Regions from separate parts of the Mus musculus genome. Here region 1 is linked to region 2. A link is a loop called in an ENCODE intact Hi-C map of the cell type or tissue named here. Cell type or tissue: heart. All regions are shown on one strand. Each heading gives the region's core, and the rest is flanking DNA. Links, peaks and the distances in the headings are about the cores only. Region 1 holds the start of Lrp6 (low density lipoprotein receptor-related protein 6). Region 2 overlaps Lrp6 (low density lipoprotein receptor-related protein 6).

The links. A loop is a pair of places that touch in the nucleus more often than their neighbours do. Peaks named below come from ENCODE experiments on the same cell type or tissue, not always from the same donor. Only the 100,000 strongest peaks of a DNase experiment are listed, where the experiment ranks them.
Region 1: a loop joins it to region 2, with 1.8 times the contacts of the local background. A loop is called at or near these places in 8 of 42 quality-filtered maps.

What each region holds. Positions count from the first base shown.
Region 1 is chr6:134,564,691-134,567,491 of GRCm38, forward strand. Lrp6 (low density lipoprotein receptor-related protein 6) reads right to left here and starts at 2,223. Exons shown (of 23, transcript NM_008514.4): 1 at 1,953-2,223. The coding sequence starts at 2,007. In heart, for the core only: a CTCF peak has its summit at 1,349; DNase peaks (open chromatin) are centred at 1,331, 2,301 and 2,531; H3K4me3 peaks cover 2,500 bases; H3K27ac peaks cover 1,888 bases.
Region 2 is chr6:134,467,783-134,470,583 of GRCm38, forward strand. It overlaps Lrp6 (low density lipoprotein receptor-related protein 6), which reads right to left. Exons shown (of 23, transcript NM_008514.4): 14 at 861-1,072. Among named protein-coding and RNA genes, the nearest start is that of Gm52921, 18 kb to the left of the region's middle. In heart, for the core only: a CTCF peak has its summit at 1,708 (motif pointing right); no DNase peak of the experiment used is centred there.

The sequences.
Region 1 (2,801 bases), core at 276-2,775, 97 kb after region 2:
CTTCAACTGCTGGTGAGTAAACAAGGCTATAAGGTACAAAGTCCCAAAGTCACACATCATCACAAACCCAAAGTAAAAGTACCACCTCTTCTGGGAACTACAAGTAATTAAATCACACTTTGCTCCTGGGAAACCAAGGGTGACTGTCACTTATAACAGAGGCTAACAGTGCCAAGAAGTGAAGAAACTTTAAATTAGGAATCGTTTACACCAAAAAGACAGTTTCAGTTGGAATGATATATGCTCACAATTAAATAATGCTAAACAGAAAAACAAAGACCTCCTTAGCATTATTGTATTACATTTAAATAAGCTCCACTTCGGACAGTTACCTCTTCTTGATCTTGTTACACACAATATCATGCTTCACCATCTCTAAACCAAACTCATGCATGAATCTACTCAACTCTAGGCTCAAACCTGTTATCAAAATAAACAAACAGTCCTATGTCCCCTCTAAGAATGGCAGCTGGACTTTCAGGCGCTAAAGCCATCAGAAGTCACAGATTTAGACTTTCCCAACTCTAAATCAATCCACTAGTTCTACATTTTAACTCTTATGAACTTGTCAATCATATTCACATGTTAATAACAACTTTCTCACAGCTACAGCAAAATCTTTCAATGTAGAGTTTACTATAACAAAATAAACACTTGATTATTAAATCTCTTGAGTAATAACATTGAGTTCTCTGCCATGGAAATTAAAACAGCAATTATCTTTCTGGTATTTGCAAAAAGGACTAGACAATTCGGGATACGCTTATTTTTAGAAAATGGTGGGGGGGTTTTAAGGCAAATAGTCTTATTCAAATACACACATGCATAGATGATAGGCTGTCCCATTTACATCATAAGATTGTTAGTTACTATCCTACTTTGCAAACTTCCATACTTCTGACGGACTTAAACGTTGAGCTTGTTAAATTAATAACTAAGAATCCCAGAGAGGTCCCATTAACTGGCACAGGTAAGTTAACAAAAGCGAACAACAAGATACGGCGTCAAACAGCACCTCAATTCTTGCACAGGCAACACTCTCCATGGCACCAGCCCCCATCGCTCATCAACTGAAGACCAGTCGACAAGGTTTCCATTGCAAACTGTCACACAACAAAAAGTCAGGACGTACGTCTCAGCCTCACAGTCCAAATTCAAAACACCACAGAGCCACTACGTTTAAGCGATTCCCATAGCAAATTACCCAGGGCATTCTCTGTTATTTACTAAAGTGCCAAGCAGTTCCCAGGGGTGCCCAGCAAATGATAATTTAGTTCCCAGGATAGGCTCCTCGCCACACAAGGATGACTTCCCTACTTGGTGCCAACTGTACACTTGCACACTCCGCAAACAGGGGGCGAGTCCTGAATACCAGGGGTTACGAGGGCAACGTTTGTGTTTTTATTATGGGCTCAGATGATCCCGAATGCTGAAAAGCGCGACCTATCACCCTAGAGTCAATTTCCAACTGTGCTCTCACCCAGGACCATTCTATCCCCGCGGAAGACAATTATTAGTTGTAACAAGGCCTAGAGAGGGGAGAAGGAAAAAAAAAATAGTGGGGTTTAAAGAAGAAGAAAAAAGTTCACCTAAGAGACACGGGAAAGGTGAGCTCAGGCTTCGAGGGAGAGGGAGGTCAACACCAATGGTGCTGAAAGCGCAACTACAAAAGCCCCTTTCTGCCCCGAGTGCAGGCGAGCCGGGCACCGTCAGTCATTCCGATGGAGTGCGGGGGGCCAGGGGTCCCCCCGAGGCCCGCAGCTTTGTCCGGCGGCGCCGCGGGGCCGGCCAGGGGTGTGCGCGGCGGCCGGGCGCGGCCCCCGACCGCGGGCCCCTTCCTCGCGCGGCTCCCCAGCGCCAGGCCTCTGTCCCCGCCGCTGTCCCCGCCACCTCCCCTCCCCCTCCCGGGACCCCGGCAACTTTTCCCCCGGCCTCGCCTCGCTTCGCCTCACCTCTCAGCAGCACGCAGAAGCTGCAGGCCAGGAGGCTCCTCAGCACGGCCCCCATCTTCCCCCCACCACCGCGCGCGCTCGCGGCCCTCACCGGCGCCCGGCGGCCAGGGGACGCGCGGGCGAGGAGCCGGGGCGGCCGCCGCAGCGGCGGGTCTGCACGCTCATGCTTTCCGCGGCCGCGAGAAGAAAGAAAAGGGCGCACGTCAGGGCTCTAGCGCGCCGCTCCGGCCCGGGCTCGCGCGACGCCAGCGCCTGCCCCCATGCCGCCGCCTCCTCCCGCGGCGCCCCACGTCCCCCGCGCGGCGCCTCATTCAGCCTCTTCCTCTCGCAGCGGCGCAGGGATCCGCCGCGGGGCCGCCGCCGTCTCCCTGCGCGCCCGACTCCCCCCACCCCCGTCCTCAGCGCGCCGCGGCCGGACCCCGGGAGCCGCGACCGCCGCGCGCGCCGACTCCCCGGAGAGCCCCCGCGGGTTGAGCCTCGCGAGCCCCCGCACGCTGCGGGGATAAGGTCTTCCCGAGGCGCATTCCGATGGGATTCTTTCCCCGGGCGGCGGAGGGCGTGAGGCGACGTCGGCCGACACTGGGGCCGGCGTGGTCGGGACTACTTTCTGCGTCCCGGCCCGTCGCCGCCCGCGCCGCTCTTTGTGCGCCCGGCCGCCGAGCCAGGTGGAGCTGCGGACCCCGGGGCTGCCCCGGGACGTAGGAAAATCAAAGTGCCATTGCGGCTTACGCTTTCCCGAAGCGGCGGGCCAGGGGAACGGTGTGCAGAAGCCAACGCGGAGCACATCGCTAGTGGACTGGGTTGAGAATCCTCATCATAGGAAGTAAAATAAACCAGACTCGGACTTTA
Region 2 (2,801 bases), core at 218-2,717:
CAGCTGATTGGCAGAACCACTGCCTAACACGAGCAAGGCCTTACAAAACACAAACACAAATTTAAAAAGATAAATGGAGGTAAAATACTTTTAAATCTATTTAAAAATGTCCAGCCATGTGGAAACAAACAAAAATTATATATAATTGAGTAAACCTGATATTTCAATGTCTGTTTATATTTTATAGTTGTTAAGTATCTCTATCTCCTCAGGGGTGTACTTTTTACAGTGAGCATACTCAAGCTCTTTCTGTAGCGCTCTGGGGCATGCACTCTGCAGTCAGTCAGTCTCCCAGGCAACAGTGTGCTGGAGCGTCTCACTGCTAAGCACAACTAAGAGGAGCTACCAGTTAACCTTTCTCCAGGTTCTCCTGCCCCGCCCCACCCCGCCTATCTTTTTAAAAAGGTCAAGATAATATACTCCTTTTAATAATAGTAACAAAGGGTACCAAGAAGTTTTCAGAAAATTACATTTTATAGATTAAAAAAAAATAAATCAACGGCCAGAGATATCTAGGTACAAAATTATAAATTATTCCTCTAATTCACCTTTTTAATAACTAAAAATGAGACATACAGATAAATCTTTTATAGAGTCCATCCCTTTTCTGTAACTCTAAGAGTGATTGAGCCTTTTCCCTACTAACATCCCAGGCATCTATTCAGATGTAACTGAGCATTGAATTGTTCATCAAATGCAAAGCTCTATTAAATGAAAGAAGACATATCAGAAAATGCAGGAGGAGGGACAAGGGTGGGAAACACTGAGTGGAGTTGTTTGCTGGTGTGAGGACCACTAAAAGAGAAACGAAGGGTGAGGAGGCATCAGAGGCAGTCTCAGGCTGTGGCTTTGGAACATACCCTTTCTCGGGGTTTACCACAATGGCTCGAGGTCTGTCTTGCTCGCCTTTTAGAACCACTCCAACTGATCGTCCATCTAATCTCGTCACATCAATGACATTGGTAGCTTCACAGGTCCAGTAGATGTAACGGCTATAAATATCAATGCTGAGATCATAGGGCTGTATTTCAAGGTTCTGATTTGCGACTGAGTTTGCAACTACATTAAAACCCTAAAGAAAAGAAAGAAACACATAACTCAGACTCCACACCAGACAACCACAAGACAATACACACAATTCTTAATTCGTGTGAGCATACATCAGAAGGGTATCTGGTCTTTAAAAAAGGGTTTGTATGAGTGATGTATTTGCTTATCAAATGCATTTCAGGGCTACTTTAACCTGGAGCAGAAGAGGGTGGTGGGGACAACACAGAGAGGTCCAAGAATCTGATGATGCCTTGATCAGAGAGGAGAACAGCTTTCTTCCAGAGTGATAAACAATGGAAGCTCCAATCACAAACTAGAAATACATCCAGAGCAGTGGTCCCCATCCAAGGGTGATGCTGCACCCACAGGACGCCACAGATGTGGGAATATCCACAGATATTTTGATATCAAGATGTGGAAATCCTACTGGCAACTACTAGGTGAAAGCCAGGAATGCTGCTAAACACCCTGCAGTCTGTGGAGACGCACCCTAGGCCTCCACACCCTCACACACAGACACGCTGCTCTGCAGCTGGGACTTTCCACACTTTAGCTTCCTGCATGCTGGGACTACTGTCCTATATGGGGAAACAGGAATTATTAAAAAAAAAAAAAGATTTATTTATTTATTTCATGTATGTGGGTATACTGGTGCTGTCTTCAGACACACCAGAAGGTGGCATCAGATCCCATTACAGATGGTTGTGAGCCACCATGTAGTTGCTGGGATTTGAACTCAGAACCTCTGGGAGAGCAGACAGTGCTCTTAACTGCTGAGCCATCTCTCCAGCCCAATAGCAATTATTATTATATTACTATTATTAATGTAATATTTTCTTACAAAGTCAACCAAAAGCACATTTTTCTATATAGTCGGTCCAAATAAATTTTATTTCATTTACTAGGATTCTGAGTTAATACAACTTCAAAAAGATCTTTCAAAAAGATATCTAATTTATTTGCCGTGTCTTTGGCTGTGTAATTTCTATCTACCAGTTACTGGCCACTAGCACTGGCCTATGAGAATAAGGTACAGATGGAGTACAAGGTATGAGCACGCTGCTAACACTGCTAAATGATCCTCAGCACCCTATACATGACATCCTCCTTGTTCTTCACCGTAAGGTACTTGAGTAATCTCATTTCCCTATATTTTAACACACTCAAAATGTAAAGTGCTTGCTGTAAAGAAGACAGCCAACGGCTGCTGTCATTTGAAGCTTACACTGGCTGAGCCCAGAGACGAAGGAAGTGTAAATAGTACTGAAATCCATGCCTCGTACATAGGCATGTACTGATGATATCATCATGAGACTGATAATATCATTATTCTCATTCTGCAGTCCCCAAATAGTTACCAAGAAATACTGGATCAAACTGTTGGAGTTTTTATTTTTTGCTAAGATTATGTTTTTTACTCAATGAGTCTTTTAAGTAAAAGGTAATTAGTGATATAATTATATCTGTACAACCCCTATCATTAACAGGTAGAGGCTTTATGCCTTGCATTATGTTCAATCAAAAAAGTTAACTGAGATTTCTAATGAGTGACAGAGCTGGGATCGGAACTAAGACCTACTTGATTTCAAGACCTGTACTTCTGCACAGACCAGGATAATGGAAAGATAGCAAGAGTAGATGTAACCAGTGGTCAAAGTCACTAACGACCTCTTTTCCCTGATAAAATGTCCAACCCAGCGCCACCATCATCATGTCTCTAGGGTACAGTTAACTTGAGAAGTTAAAAATAA